2 separate regions of the Homo sapiens genome follow, and region 1 is linked to region 2. The links are chromatin loops, found by intact Hi-C in ENCODE. Cell type or tissue: MCF 10A. All regions are shown on one strand. Each heading gives the region's core, and the rest is flanking DNA. Links, peaks and the distances in the headings are about the cores only. Region 1 overlaps LOC124904356 (a long non-coding RNA gene). Region 2 overlaps SERPINB10 (serpin family B member 10).

The links. A loop is a pair of places that touch in the nucleus more often than their neighbours do. Peaks named below come from ENCODE experiments on the same cell type or tissue, not always from the same donor. Only the 100,000 strongest peaks of a DNase experiment are listed, where the experiment ranks them.
Region 1: it touches region 2 in a loop (4-fold over the local background); 14 of 110 quality-filtered maps call a loop at or near these places.

What each region holds. Positions count from the first base shown.
Region 1 is chr18:63,878,706-63,886,978 of GRCh38, reverse strand. It overlaps LOC124904356 (a long non-coding RNA gene), which reads left to right. Exons shown (of 3, transcript XR_007066466.1): 3 at 1,522-1,693. Among named protein-coding and RNA genes, the nearest start is that of SERPINB2, 4.9 kb to the left of the region's middle. In MCF 10A, for the core only: no CTCF peak of the experiment used is centred there; a DNase peak (open chromatin) is centred at 4,108.
Region 2 is chr18:63,932,748-63,941,020 of GRCh38, reverse strand. SERPINB10 (serpin family B member 10) reads right to left here. Exons shown (of 8, transcript NM_005024.3): 7 at 7,818-7,973; 8 at 4,910-6,183. The coding sequence ends at 5,779. Among named protein-coding and RNA genes, the nearest start is that of HMSD, 12 kb to the left of the region's middle. RefSeq lists an enhancer at 325-825. In MCF 10A, for the core only: a CTCF peak has its summit at 4,685 (motif pointing right); a DNase peak (open chromatin) is centred at 4,710.

The DNA of each region.
Region 1 (8,273 bases), core at 2,683-5,182, 53 kb after region 2:
ACGTGGTGGCACACATCTCCAGTTCCAGCTACTTGAGAGGCTGAGGCAGAAGAATCACTTGAACCTGGGAGGTGGAGGTTGCATTGAGCTGAGACTGTGCCACTGCACTCCAGCCTGGGTGACAGAGTGAGACTCCATCTCAAAAACAAAAAATAAAATAAAAAGAAAACAGATCTTATCCTTTATTAGGAGCCATTGCCCTTTTACACGTGTTAAGTGCCCCTTTGTCCTTAGTGCTCTTCTCCCGTGAGTGCTGAGGAGTCTGGTGGTGAGCTAAGTCCCTTCTTTCTTTTCAGCCTCTGTCCAAGAAGACCCCTCTGGTAATGTCTATGTGACCAACCATCTGTTTAACTGTTTTTTGTTTTTGTTTTTGTTTTTTTGAGATCGAGTTTCACTCTTGTTGCCCAGGCTGGGGTGCAATGGCGTGATCTCTGCTCACTGCAACTCCCGCCTCTTGGGTTCAAGTGATCCTCCTGCCTCAGCCTCCTGAATAGCTGGGATTACAGGTGCCCACCACTACGACTGGCTAATTTTTGGTATTTTTAGTAGAGACGGGGTTTCACCATGTTGGCCAGGCTGGTCTCAAACTCCTGACCTCAGGCAATCCGCCCACCTCGGCCTCCCAAAGTGCTGGGATTACAGGTGTGAGCCACCGGGCCTGGCCTGTTTAACTGTTTTTTAACCACACATTGACAGCTCAACAAGTTGGGACAGATATCAATGTACCTAGAACTTCCACCACCCTTTCCTTCACTCACTTTTCAGGTGCTACTCTTTCTCACCGTATTATTTTCATTCCAGTTATTCTCAAGAGGAATGTCATGCTTCTTTCTCCCCACTGACTCACCTGTGAGGTTTGATTCACACCCCATAACTTCCATGGAGTCCATTCTGACTCTTACAACCCTCAGTGAACTTCTACGTAGAACTGCAACTTTCAGAGTTCAGGATGTGGTATAGGAATCTTATATATTCTGACAGTATCATCTGAGTTAGGATCTATCCACAAATATATACTTGGTTTCCCTTGAGCAGCAAGAACAGTGGTGAGCATCAAGCAAATTCTTACCAAATATTTTTAATGGGTGGAGTAACATGCTAAAACTCTCTAGAGAGGCCCTATACTGTGGTGAACAAGGATATGAATACTGAGAGACTCAGAAAAGTCTCAGACTCAGAATCTTCTTTTTGCCATTTACTAGTTGTATAATCTTGCACGTATTTCTCAACTACTCTAACTTCTAATTTTCTAATAATTCTATACAGCTGGTACTGTTGATTGCCTACCCCAATCAATGCCTTTCTGCTACCCTTCTTCCTAATTTTCTTCGGGTATTATTCAGAGAGCCCTTGATCTCAGGAAAGGAAAGCCTAGCTGCCAGTCTTGTAGGGGGTGTGTGTGTGTTGGGCAGGGTGGGGGTGGGTTGGAAATGGGTGGACATATAAACCCAATTCTGGACAAAGCGTTTTGGGAGAAATCCACTGGGGAATGTTTGGCAAAAGGTTTTCTTTCCTTAACAGAAGAAAGCATGAAGAAAGAACCTCCATATCTATACCATCCCTTCCTACCCAACTTTGAGCATGGTTGTGCGAGGATGTGATGCCAGAAGATGCCACAGTCACAGTCATATTTCAACCATATAGGAAGACTGAGAAATTTGCAGCGATCCCAAACAAGAGCTCTGACATTGGCCAGTGCTAGAAACCACCTACCTCTAGTTTTTGTTCTTGCTGTTGCTGAGATATTATAATAAACAAGTCTGTATTGTTTAAGCAGCATTCGACGCTATGGGTTCTCTGTCATTTGCAGCCAAAAGCATTCTAAATAATACAGGCTGCTGTGAATAATCAACGAGATGATGCCTGCCAAGTCCTTAGCAGATTCTCGTTGGTAGTGAGTGCCGCATAATATTAGCTGATATATAATAGGGTGACTCTTAGTGTCCGGTTTGGGAGCTGCCTTTCTGCCTAGATTAGAGCAATTTATGAGCTCTAGTATAAGAAGACTAGACTTTCACACCTCAAACAACTAGAGAGACTTGTAAAAGATAATATGTAACTTAAACCCAAATTGAGTGGTGCTAATAGTAAGTATCATAGAAAGAAGGGAAACGATTGATAATGTGTGTTAGGGTCTTGAGCAAAGAGCTGAGATAAATGAAAAATAGACAATAGAGAGAGGAAGGCACTAATATTATAGAAGTGGGAAGCAAAGATCATCGAATAGCTTCCTGAGGTCTGTCTGGATCCGAGTTGGTGTTATAGAGGAGGAAAGGAGAAAAGGAACAGATCTTATAGAGGAGGAAAGGAGAAAAGGAACAGATCTTATAGAGGAGCCTTTGATCTCAGGCTGAGTTGGGATCTAAGCTAAAGGCAGTCTACTGTAAACTCTGGAGAAGGGAAGTGACTTGTAAAAAGTGGTGTTTTATGAAGAAAAATCTGAAAATTCAGAAGAGAAAGAATCTAAAGGGTGAGAAATGTATTAGGAGACTATAGCAGTCACCCAGCCAGTAGGTCAACTAGAAAAAAAGCACAGTCACTAAAGAGTGTTCCTTACCAATAGAAAATACATCAGATTAAGCTTTCTCAAATAACCTGAAATAATACAGGCAACAATTGCAGAGCAGGTCACTCCTACGGAATATGAGATTAATGAAACAGAAAGTGTCTTATTTTCTAGGAAAATGTATACAAGATAATCATAAGGGGGAAATGAAAGGAAATAAAATTATATGGACAGTATGATATTAATTATATAAATACAATACATGCAGAAGAAATATTACTTAACATAATATTTCTTCAAAACATAAACAGGATTTATGTCTAAGTGGTAACTTTATAGATTTACCATTGTCTTTCTTTGTACCTTAAAAAAGTCCCACATTTTCCATAATAGGCATGCATTACTTTTAAAATCAGAAATAATTTACCAAAGTTTCTGTATTGAGGTGTTTTTTCTCTCCTGACTATCACTACAATGAATCATATATAAAGGAGAAATAATTTCCAAAAGAAGACAATAACTTTATAAGTAATAAAGTTCTAATATCTAATCTGAGACTTGCATACACTGTGCTTTTTCTTTGAAACATCTAACCAACTGTGATTGCATAACCTGTGTAGTTTACTCTTCAGTGCCTATCTTCCCTGCTGGATGGTAACAACCATGAACTCCAAGACTATAATGGTTTTCCCCAGTGGCTAGGACAGGCATTTGGCTCATATTAGGTGTTCACTTAGTGTTTGCTGAATGACTTACTCATGTTTGGCACATTGTAATGCATTTCTATCCTCTTCACTTTGAAGAGCAAACAGTGATACTTCCATAATTACCTATTTTACATGATTTGTGGATATATGGGGAATGTACAAATTAGGAAAATGCATCATTTCTGTATCAGCAGTAATATCACCACTGAAATTATCTCAAACATGATATGAATGTAGGTCAAAAGAAAGTCCTATTTTAATATAAAATTCTATATAATAACCTTATTTTTAATGACTTCCAGTTAGACATATTGAAACTATGTTAATTTATAGCAAAGATCATTAGTATTAATTAGCCTTAGTAGTTAGATAGCATGATTTATTCCAGAAATTTAAGTAGTTGTTGCTGTGAGCCGAACCAAATGGAGGTGAAGGCAGTCACCTCCATGGTGTGAATTTGGGACATCTTGGCTAAAACATTCTCCAATATACACTTTTTGAAATCTCTTTATCAGAGAATAAATTAGCAACAACACTTTGTTTGTTAACGGCTTTGGGAGAAATATTACATGTATCTAAATTCCTGTGAAGCGGGTTTTACAGAGAAAGGGGTGGTCCAGGAAGGAGTTTCGGGGTGTGTGACGAGGATAGGAGAATGAGAAGGCTTTGAATAAGCATAGGCTTAGGCCACCGGGAGGCAAGGTCCCGAGAGACAGGGCAAAGAAAACAAACCTCACCTATTTTAAGAAGTGGCCCTGGGCCAGCTATGAGTGTGAGAAAGTCTGCACATGAAGTCAGCTTTGTTAGGGAGTGTAACACCTCTGTCGAAGTACTTATCTTGTTACCAAGTGACAACCGCAACACAGATGCCAAGTTGATAGGCTATCTGAACAAAAATCCAGTGTTCTGTCATTCAGCTATTTGAGAAAGCTGATAAACTTCTTAAGACCTGTCATGACAAAAGCATGCAAGATTGCATGTCCAGAGCAGCCTCAGAACACTGTGAGTCATGAATTCACTCCTTGTACACACTGGTAAAACTCCGGGCTTACAATGGTGTGTTTCCTTGGAGGGCCTAATATATAATATTAGACTCATATAACCTTGATTCCATGCATCACTCACCTCTCCATTATCCTTGTGGATTAATTATGATTAAATGAATTATTCATATTACTTAACAAGTCTTAATTTAGTCTCTCTCTTATCTAGCATGTTCCTAGTGCATCTCAGCCAGTGTTCTAGGCCTAGGGGAAGTAGCCTATTCAGTGTTAATTGCCATAGCACGTATGTACTCAGATGACAAACAAATAACTAAATAACTAAATAAGATACATTCTAAATTCAGATGTCAATTATTTTTGTTTTATCTTCTTATGACTTTTTGTATCTTTTTTTTATTAAGGGTGGCTAAAAGAGCAGAAACAGATTGACACTTTCTACTAAAATACATATATGCATGCCCTGCAGGCAGATTTCATTTGATCCTATATAAAATAATGTGGGGAATCCCTTGATTTCTAGGAAGGAAATGGCAAGGAGAAACTAAAGGAACTTTGTGGTAGTCATGCATTTTATCTTAGGGTTGGACCAGATAATTTGCGTTGCTTTCTAATCATGACACCCTTATTTAGACTTGTAGAAAAATGAGGAGGAGGCAGAAAAAATTATTGCTCAGTTCTTCCCCTGTTGATTAGTCATAATACACTGAGTGTATGGGCAGGAAGATGAGAATGTGAATCGGATGTGAGTGGTGGGTGGGGGAAAAAGAAAGAGACAACAAAGACTCCCGCAACTCTATCTCCAGCCATGACCCCTCCCCTCATTATGGCTGCACCCATGTCCATGGTCCGAAGCTGGACACATCATGTTTCCATCATTTTCCCAGACCTGTTTGTCCTCATTCACTTCCCATTTGCCTGTTATTTATTCAAGCTAATATCGAAGCAACATCCTTGCATCTTTTGTCCTTATCAATTTCCACATCTACAATTTAACAATCATTTTAGCTTCAACATATTTTTTGAGTCAATGTGCTCCTCTTTTTTTCTAAAATTATCGCCCTGGCTCCGGTCTTCATCATCTTAGCCCTGGGTTCTGTGTTTCTGGTGTCTTGTCCCTTAATCCATAAATTTAATCTGATCCAGCAATGACTCTTCTTAAAATCTTTCAATGAGTCTCCATTAAATACAGGATATATCTTAGCTAGGTTCATATGTGTCCAAGGCCATCAGTTATCTGGCACCTCTCTAATCACGATAACCACTCTAGATGAAGTTTTTATCATAATATCTGGCACATAGGTACATAAAAATTGTTAGCATTAAGGATTACTATTTCTTTACCTTTATTAATATACTTAGAACATTGTGTCCAATTCATGCTTTTACTGTTTGTTTCCTCAATTCTCTTGAGAGCAGAAAATGTACATTTTATTTTTTATATACACAGCACTTAGTAGACTATGTGTTCACTTGGGGATGCCCGACTTAATATTTTTTGAACTCAACTGAAAACAAACTTTTGTACTTCAATTTTGATCTTCCCCAGCACTACTGAGACAGCCTCAAAGTATGGCCTTCCTGCTTTCCCCGCTTTGCTATGAGGATAGAAAACCATCTTCCAGGACAGGGAGCAGTTAAGGCTGAGTCTCATGAACTGGATTTTGGGTAAATGTTAGGATCCTGGGACTAGGAGCTTAGGGGACTTTAGGGGCAGGTGCTGGGGTGGATCCATAGGCAACGAAACAGAAACTTTGAACTTGACTGATTGCAATAGGCACAGAGTGCATCAGGCCAGCAGCAAGAGAACTCTGTCCCCACTCCTGGATTAGGGTAAGGCCTCACCAGAGATAGGATTACAAAAGTTCTAAACTGTGAGTACGTATTAAGTACTAAGGAAGAAGACAAAGAGAAAGAGAAGATGGTAAGGGTTAAAAGCAACAAAAGGAGAAGTCACAAGGGGGGAAGGCTACTCCACTTATCCTAATGTTCTAAGTTTTATATTAGATACTTGGCTATAAACAGAAGAAAATAAACCTTTTAATGACAAAAAAATTCCCAACTTTGGAAAGTGCTGCTAAACACTGTGCTCTAGCTCATAGATTGCATATGATTTGCAAGAACATTGGCTTCAGAGTGAGAGATAATTTAAATGATTTATTTGACATGTAAGTAACTAGGCTAATGAAATCAAATAAGGATAAGGAATATACTGGATTTCCTTCAGGTCAGGACTTGTGATGGCCTATTTTTTTTTTTCCTGACATTTGCTTCTAGATACTGAATCTAACCCTTCAAAGCTTTTGCTAAGATGAAGCCCGAGTCAAAGGAATTAGTACCTCCAAAAGCATGTTATTTCTCAGTGATGTTTTACTCTTATTCCCCTTCCAACACTATTTCAATCACATTTCTGGATAATTTCAATATCCAAACCCGTATGCTTGTTTCTTTTAGTATGAAAACATCGCTCACTATTCTATGGGCAAAGCTCAGAAGAGTATGATAATTTAACCTTTCTATAGCACTGCCTTCTTAGTGTCCAATGTCTCTTTGACTCAGAACTGACTACATATTATATTAGTCTCATGCCTCACCAAGCTCTGCTAAGAAACCCAAACACGTGGAGAGATAGGTAATAAATGCATCCCATTTACTCAAGAAAGGTGATAGACTTTCCCCAGCGCTCAAGTATGCATATCTTTGTGATCTTCTCCTAGAGTTATAAATGTTTGAACACTCTTAACTCCATGACAAATTCCTGTTTTCCTGGACTTGAGCACATAAAACCCATTTGAAACATTTTTTGGAAGACTTCAGCATCCATAAAGAACCTTTGGTCATCACATTTCCTAATGAAGAGTCATGACCCCTTGGGCCTTATCTCTGACTCATACTGAAATCACATTGCGTGATTTTTGATATGGCATCATAATGTTGAAGTAAGATCCTGTTTCTTCTTCTCAATGTGGAAAGATAAGCACAAATCCTGCAAGCCCAAAATTTCTTATATAGTTGTTTAAAATATAATCATGCTTATGAGTTCCAGTAGCTCTGATTAAAATAATGAAGTAGGAGAGATTTGAAAAAAGTCATACACCATATATATTTTATATATATATATAAAAAGTCATACACCATATATATTTTATATATATATATAAAACTAAAGCATTGTTATTATAAATGAAATAATGCAGGTGAAATGTTAGGCAGAATGTGTAATCAGAATAAGCCCTTGATATTATTATTATTATAGAGGTATTATTGATAATTACCTACACGTGAGTGTTAAACTGAAATCTGATAATAGCCATGTAATCTTAGGTAGGTCGCTTAACTTCTTCAGACTTCCCCTTCTTTACATTGTAATGCCCCCATTATAATGTCTTTCAATGTACATTATCTTATTTAATCATTTCAACAATTGTTTGAATGAGATAAATGTTGTACAGCTGAAGAAGCAGACATGTAGAGTGGTCAAGGGAGTTGCCTCATTATTAATGAATTGTGACAGAGTATATTCGACCCAGATGTTTTAGGCCAATGCTCTTTCCACTGATAATACCTTGCTTGCTCATTCCAATTTTACTATGTGTGATTCCATTTCTGTGATTGCTTAAGGAGCTGTTAGAACCTCAAAGACAGAGATAATCGCTCTTCCTGATTTTGATTTTGATCTTGATTTCCCCAGGGCCTAGCGTTGTCATTAGAAAATGGTAAGTCCTCAAGACATTTGCCAAATTGAATCTTCTCTTAGTCACGCTGCCTCTGATCAGACATTATCTGACATCCCACCCCTACTTGTGCCTGGGTTTTGCCTGAGATTGGGTGCTGCCAGAAAGTGGAGTTAAGTCTTTGATTGGTATCTCAGTAAATCTCATATACAGGAAGGAGGAACTAGAAAGAGGATAAGATTATAAATGTTAAAGAAGTAGTAGTCAATCATTTTGAGTGAGACAGTGGATATTTGGTAATATTTTATGGGTGGTGCAGTGATGTTTTGCACGTAGACAAAATTATTAAATGATCTCATTTTATCATGGTCCCAGAGTAACCTTG
Region 2 (8,273 bases), core at 3,385-5,884:
TCCGTGTTGGGAGAACCACTACTCTCTTCAAAGCTGTCAGACAGGGATGTTTAAGTCTGCAGAAGTTTCTGCTGCCTTTGGTCATCTATGCCCTGCCCCTAGAGGTGGAGTCTACAGAGACAGTCAGGGCTCCTTGAGCTGTGGTGGGCTCTTCCCAGTTTGAGCCTCCTGGTGGCTTTGTTTACCTACTCAAGCCTCAGCAATGGCGGGCACCCCTCCCCCAGCCTCGCTACCACCTTGCAGTTCGATTTCAGACTGCTGTGCTAGCAGCGAGCGAGCCTCCGTGGGCGTGGGACCCTCCCAGCCAGTCGCGGGATATAATCTCCTAGTGTGCCATTTGCTAAGACCATTGGAAAAGTGCAGTATTAGGATGGGAGTGACCCGATTTTCCAGGTGCCGTCTGTCACGGCTTCCCTTCGCTAGGAAAGGGAATTCCCTGACCAATTGCGCTTCCCGGGTGAGGTGATGCCCCACCCTGCTTCAGCTTACACTCAGTGGGCTGCACCAACTGTCCTGCACCCACTGTCCAACAAGCCTCAGTGAGATAAACCCGGAACCTCAGTTGAAAATGCAGAAATCACCCATCTTCTGCGTTGCTCACACTAGGAGCTGTAGACTGGAGCTGTTCCTATTGGACCATCTTGGAACCTGATCTCTCCTAAGTTTTGTATTTTTAGTAGAGACAGGATTTCACCATGTTGGCCAGGATAGTCCCAGTCTCTTGACCTTATGATCCACCGGCCTCCGCCTCCCAAAGTGCTAGGATTACAGGCGTGAGCCACCACGCCCGGCCATATCTTCAAATATCTTAGTGGAGGGTCAAGCACTGAGGCTGGAACATATTTTTCCGGCACTCAGCAACCCGCGCCTCAGCTTACAGACTGGTAACAACCAAGTGGTGAAGAAGATTCCTTATCTCTAGTGGCTTCCATTCCCTGAACTGAAATAATAGATCTGGAATTGAAGAAAATTCACAGTCCATCAATATAAATGCAAATTGCTTTTTTCTCCCCCTTACTGGAATTTCATGGAAAAATTCTGAATAAATTTACCTCTCTTGTTCCCACAGTTAAGAATCAAAATAATTCATTTTTGAGGGAAAAGGACTCAGCGATGCAATGAGGCCATGCTCTCCTGCTCCACTCTAGATTTCTATTGTACTGTTTTAAAAAGAGAAAAAGTGATTGTATTTTTTAAACCACAGACCATCTTTTACATTTAGATGCTTAGATATTTTCTAAATCCTTCCCACATCAAATCTTTTCATCCCTTGAAATCCCTTCTTCACTAAATAACAGATTTGGGAAACAATATAAACAAACCATTTACTAGTTGTCCATAACTTCATTTATTAGACTTTTATTGTACTGAGCACTGCAACAGGCCATAAGGAAGTTAAGAAACAAAACTAAATAAAATATGTACCTTCTTTTTCTCTGTATCTCAGATGAATGGGAAAGACAGGTTGTATTTACAATAGAGTGGACAGCGGCTTTAATGGAGCAGGTACACAGCAGTATGAGAAGAGAATGATGGAAACAGTAGCTCTGGGGACTCGGGATGAATCCACAGTAGCATCAGTTGAGCTGAGTCTTATAGGATGAGTGACTTTACAGATGGAGAGTGGAGAAAGAATATGTTAGGCAGAGGGGACATATTTCTAAAATGTGGTTGTGAAAAGGTTTGTAGCAGGTGAAGAATGGGTATATTTTGAGGGTGGAATAGAAGGTGTATACTGGGGAGTGGCACATGGTGACATTGAATGAGGTTAAACCCAGTCAGTAGGTCAAGCCTAAACTGGGAAAGATTCTGTCTGCCATTCTAAGAAATTTGGGGCTTATTCTTTGAGCAATGGAAAACCATTATAGAATTAAAACCAGAGAAGTGGCATGATAGCATGATTTATTGATTTCTCTCTCTCTCTCTCTCTCTCTCTCTCTGTCTGATTTACTTTAATGTCAATACTTAGGATGCAGGAGGAGACCAGAACACAAGTATTTTGGGCCTAAGCCCAGACAGTAGCAATGCTGATGCCAAGAACTCATTAGAAGGCAGAAATCACAGGAGCTAATGACCAAGTTGATTTTGGGGGAGAGGGCAAGGAAAAGAGCAGATTACTATATGACTTAGTTTTTTAACATACATAATTGGATAAATGATGACCTTATTAACAGAGAGAGAGAACATGGGGGAAAGGAGTAGCAAGTAAAAATGCCTGGAGACAGAAGTAAAGACTAAGGTATGGTGTAGAGGCACCAAGTGAAGTTTCAGGAGACACAAATTGGCCCAGGCAGCTTGCATATAAATAAGACATTGGTCTGATGAAAGAAGCCTAGATGATGATGCCAATATTTATTTATTTAGAGATAAGGTCTTTACTCTGTCTTCCAGGCTGGAGTGCAGTGGCACAATCATGGCTCACTGCAGCTTTGGCCTCCTAGGCCTAAGTGATCCTCCCTCAGCCTCCCAAGTAGCTGGGATCACAGACATGCACCACCATGCCCGGCTAATTTTTTTTTCTCTTTTGTAGAAACAGGGTCTCACTATGTTGCCCAGGCTGATCTCGAACTCCTGAGCTCAAGTGACCCTCTCACCTTTGCCTCCCAAAGCGCTGTGATTACAGAAATGAGCCACCATGCCCAGCAATGCCAACATTTAAGATATGGCTTCAGAAAGAGGACATAGCAAAAAGGATGTAAAAAAGGAGAAGATACAGAAAAAGCTGGACAAAGAAAAAGAAGGAGGTGAATAGTATCAGCAGCTGCTACTAGAGGAAAAGGAACATTAAGATTGAAGAGAGCCCACTTCTCAGTATTCTAGTCACTACTTACCTTAGTGAGAGTGGTTGGGATAAAAATCAAATTGAATTGGATTGAGATATAAAAGGGAAAAGTGAAGACAGCCCTCTTCGACTACTCTTTCAAGAAACCTAGCCATGAGGAACTAGAGAGAGCATGCTGTCTACAGATAGAGGGAAGCTGGAACAAGGATAGTATGGTAAGGACAGATGGCATTTACCATGTCTTTTGCCTTCTGAATAGTGACAATCAGAAACAGCAGGTAAAATACTAGGAAATTAGGGAAATGTCTTTGATTTAATGAAAAACCTAAACTAAAAAATGTATGGAAGAGCTGTTTAAAAAGGAGGATGGACAGGACCTGGGGATTGTTGGGTAGGAGGGTGAGGAAGGAGAAAGCTGGCATGATTTGCAGACTTACTGACTTGGACAAGCCAGTGAATGGCAGTGACAATAAGCAAGATTGGGGAAAGAGGAAACTGAATGAATTTGGAAGAGAAAATGAATTTCGTTTTTGACATGCTAAGGTTATATGGAAAGTTCAGGGGAAGTTTGGGAGGCAAAGGTGGGAAGGTCACTTGAGCTCAGGAGTTCGAGACCAGCCTGGGCAACATAATGAGACCCTTTCTCTACAAAAAAAGAAAAACTTAGTGGTCCTCAACAAATCGATATAGTTGAAGTCACGGGAATGGAGTGATTTTCCAGAGGGTGTGTGAAGAGCACCAGAGCCCTAAGAACGCCAAAATATAAGCGGTCAATAGAGGAAAAAAGAGCCGGAAAAAGACACTTGGAGAGGCAAGAGAGGCACAGAAAGAACTAGATAAGAGAGTTACTGAAAACAACAAATAAAAGGAGGAGGACTTTTGAGGAGGAAGTTGAGCAGTTTGGGGAGATGACCAGGTTCATATGGGATCACAGAGTGCGTGGCCATAGTTAAGTGGCAGTAAAAGTGCCTAGATTCGAGCGGGTGTAGAATCTTGTGGGTTGGGGGTTAGCCGGGCATCTAGGAGGAACTGAAAGCTGCAGATGTGTGGACAGATGATGGTGCAGGTACCGATGACCAGGAAGCTGAGCCAGATGCTGAAATCCGGAGATGTCGGGAAAAGAGCAGAGGCTCCCGTGTGGTCTAGGAGCTGAGTCAGACGGAGAAATACAGGGCTCGGAGTCCCTGAAAGCAACAGGTAACTTCAGGCCCTAAAATTGGGGTAGCCCCGGCCTCGAGGTGATCCCTGCCCGAGCCTAGCGCCGGTTCTGGGCCAGGGCGCGTGGGGTGTAGGAGCGATGGGCGATGCTACCCGTAGCTCCGTGGAGAGATGGGGCCGGTGAGGCATCCCTAGGGCCACCCCCCCCAACTCCGGGGGGAGTTCCTTCCTCCGGGCTCTGAGCACCAGCTGATGGCGCCCTCCTGAGCCCCTGCCTCCCCACACCGTGTTCTTCCCTTCCGCGCTGGCCTTGCGGGAACTCGCCCGCCCCTGCTAGGGCTCCGCCCCACGGGCGGGCGTGGGTTTCACTCGGAAGCTCTTTCAAGGATTCTGCGCCGCTTGCATTCTGCGGGGCTGGACTGTGTCCGCGGAAGCTCCCCCATCCCCTCAGCCAACCCCGTGCTCCCCTCGAGGGCTCCTGGGAGGACTGGGCTGGCAGCGGGGGTGGGGGTCGCAGGATGCCACGGGTAGGAGGTCATGGGGGGAGGATCACCTTGATGTCCACTTCGGGGAGAGAAGGGTCAAGGGACACCTCATACACCCTAAGGAGACCATCTATTAGTTCCCGCCATAGCGCCCCGTTTATTTCCGTCACCTCACCGATCACCAGCTGTAATTAGAATTAGGTGTTGTTGAGGCTGTGGTTCGCTCTCCACGTCCACTAGAATTAGTCACCAGGAGGTGGCAGCCGAGGCACACCGCGTTCCCCCGCCCTGGACCAGTGTTAGAGGCGACGCGCTCAGGCCTTCTGTGCGGACCCGGAAGGAAGGTCAGGTCCCGGGGCCCGAAAGGAAGAGGCAGCAGCCGAGGATGGGCGCCCAGGAGGAGGAACGCGCGCTGCATTGCGCTCGCCGGGGCTAAGGCTACTGGGGGATGTTGGTATTGAGTATTTCAGCCATCCATAATGACTATTTTTAATAAAACTTTTATTTTGGAATAATTTTAGATTGGCAGAAGAGGTGCAGAGATAATACAGCTAATTCTCATATACTCCAGTACAGTTTCCCCAAGTGATAACATCTTACATGACCACGGTACATTTGTCAAAACTAGGGCACCAACATTGAGAGATTGCTACTAGCTAAACTTCAAATTTCATTTGGATTTCACTAGTTTTTTAAGCTAATGTCAATATAAGTATTTTTTAAATAGCAGAAAAAGGGGGTTTAGTTTTACAATCATAATTTATGAGCCACCAAAATGATTTTTTTGAGACAGGGTCTTGCTCTGTTGCCCAGGTTGGAGTGCACTGGTGTGATCTTGGCTCACTGCAGTCTCAACCTCCTGGGCTCAAGCAATCCTCCTACCTCAGCCTCCTGAGTAGCTGGGAACACAGGTGTGCACCACCATGCCGGGCTAAATTTTTGATCAAAACGATATTCTTGAGAAACTTCGTATTTATCAATATCATATCACCTTTATAAAGATTTTTTTTCATTTAATGATGTATATGAAATATATGATAACAAGTATCATGGATATTGCAAGTGATCAAGAATTGTAAGGCATTCAGTTGAATAGCATAGTACTTCTGAAATGTAAATGAAAGTCACATTAGACAAAATGTTAACGTGTTAAAAATAAAAATCGTCATTCTCTCCAGCTGTACAGATATGACAGGATCATTAGAATGCATTATTTCAAGATCTATTTACTTATATTCAAATGTGAAAAAGGTTTAGACTACAAACTCATTTTTGTGAAAATTGTGCTTTTCCATCTCATGGTACATTTTTCACACTGTAAGATGGTCTTGTTTGTTGAGAGATATGCAGGATTTAGGGGGAGCATAATCTTCCATAAAAAAGAATGGTGTTGGTTTTATTGTGCCTGATGAAGAAGAGGAATGGGTGATTTGCATTGAATTCAATGGATGGGACTCTAATTCGTATATCTATCTCACTCCCACTGCCAGCTGCAGCTTCAGTACCTTGTTCATTTATTTCCACAAAAGCCTTATGGAAAACATTGGACAAAAATAGGTTTCTTGCTGAAGACATTCCTGAGAAATCAGCTTTGCTTTGGCTGAAGGCATCACTCATCCCCATACTGCTCAGGGTTGACTTGAGATCATAACTGTCTTCCAGCTTGAACTTGGGAAGGTGTAGCTGCACTTCATACAACTCCATCATGTCTGCACTGGTCCACTCATTCAGCTTCTCATAGGTGATGGCCTTTTCCAGCTGCCCATTTGGAACCAAGAAAGAAAGAATCAGTAATTCCAAAGTGGAATGAAAAACAGTAGTAGAGAGAGCACCCTAGGAATTACATAGGTGAATTATGATCACTCCCGTTACTCAGGGTGACAACACACACACATCTGGAAATCCTTTGGTTGTATAATGTTGACCTTCAAAATCTTTTTTCTGCAGATTAATTGCTATCCGGATATAGGAGAATTAGAGTTTAATTCAAAATGGAAGTACTTCTGCTATAGTATGCAAGACATCAGCTATACACTCAAATACATAAATATAAATATACATTTAGATGTTAGCTATACAAAAGCATATACTCTAGTTCAAGTTGTAAGCCAAGGCACAAAAAATCTTGTTTATCGACATGGGAGACAGCTCTTTGAAAACAAAATTTGGAATAAAATAACACGTCTATACTCTAATCAAAACAACGTGAGATTAATAATTATAGACTAAGTCAAAAAAGAAAGAAAAGATAAGAAAATCCTCCAAATCTCAAAAGTAATTATTTTACAGTGAGTTTAAGGATGCTTTCCCTCTTCTTTATATTTTAAATTTTTAAAATGATAAATATGTGTGTACATACTATATATGTATGTATATATGTATACACAAAAATACACATGTATATATGTGTATGTTTGATTTTTTAAATGACATGTTTGTTTCAATGCACATGCATCTTCTAGACGGAAGTTTTGGCTGTCAATGGCATACCTGTAAACCACTTACATTAATAACATGACAGTATCTTCAGCTCAGGAAATTGCACTTCTAGGTTTTTATCTTACAAGGGCTTGACTCTGATGGTTATTTGTCCACACTGGTTTTATTTTCACTATCCTCTCCAGTTTCACAAATTTTATGACATAATTTGGAAATATTTTCTACATACTAGTAGGATCGTGGAAACTTATAAGTATTAAGAGTCTGACACATGTGAAAAATTAGACACTGTGCAAAGAAAGACAGGCCATCCGTTGCATGAGACTCATGTTCAGTTTAGGCATGCAAATTGCTCAGAAGCATGGTTTGACAAAAGTTGTGTCCAGATTAATAGAAATTTAGCTGGTAAACAGCTTAAATAATTCTTGAAGACAGTATTGATAGAGACTTTTTCTCCTGAAGGTTGCTTACTTGATAAAAATGTTCAACAAATAAGTTTTGGAAGACAGCTTGATGTCTGCGTACGTGTGTGTATACTAATGCAAATGGTTAAAATATTAATTTCAAATTACATAGGTCCTACCAGAGGGAAACCTAGACTGATTGAAAGATGGTTATGATCAATCCACACAGTTCTGTGACTGACAAGGTATATTTGTATCTGTTGTACATGTGGCTATGTGTGTGATGACCCCAGGCTGGAGCTGTCTATACATTGCCTAACCTTTCTGAGGAACAGTAATATTAATTTTATAGAGTGTTGTAAAGTTTAAATAATATTGTGAAGGTGAAGTGCCTAGAACTCAAGGTACATTGGTGACCTTTCTCTATAGGAATTAAATAATAGGGAGAACATTCTTCCTGAGGACAATTGGGAGAAACCTTGGCCAAGCAGTTCTTTTCTTAGTAAACACTGGAAACACCCTCACATCAGACACACTGATGTTATTTACCTGTTCCAGCCCATTAATGTCTTCTGGCAGTAGTATAAGCAGGCTGAGGTCACGGCTTTTGTAGTAGAGTTGAAGGCCCACTGCTTTTGGCTTTTCTATGTGAAAAATGTGAAGCTTTTTCTTCATAAACATCATTTGCACTGGTTTGCTTGTAGTCTAAAAAAAACAAAAAAACAAAAAAACAGGTAACAAGGTCATTGAAGAAGTATTCCACCAACTCCTTAATTCTCTACCATCATTGGCTCTCAGTTGGTGAAACTGCTGATTCTCTGCTAAATGCTGAATAAAGTTATCCAGACCTTCCTTTATGGAAATATCTGTTCCACTGAAAAGTATCAGCAATAGCAGATATGTGAGTTTCTGTTTCTAACACAACTGTGGTAACCTCTATAAATCACAGCAACATGTATTAAATCAAACTCTTAATATATGATCTTGTGTAAATTATGGAAATGC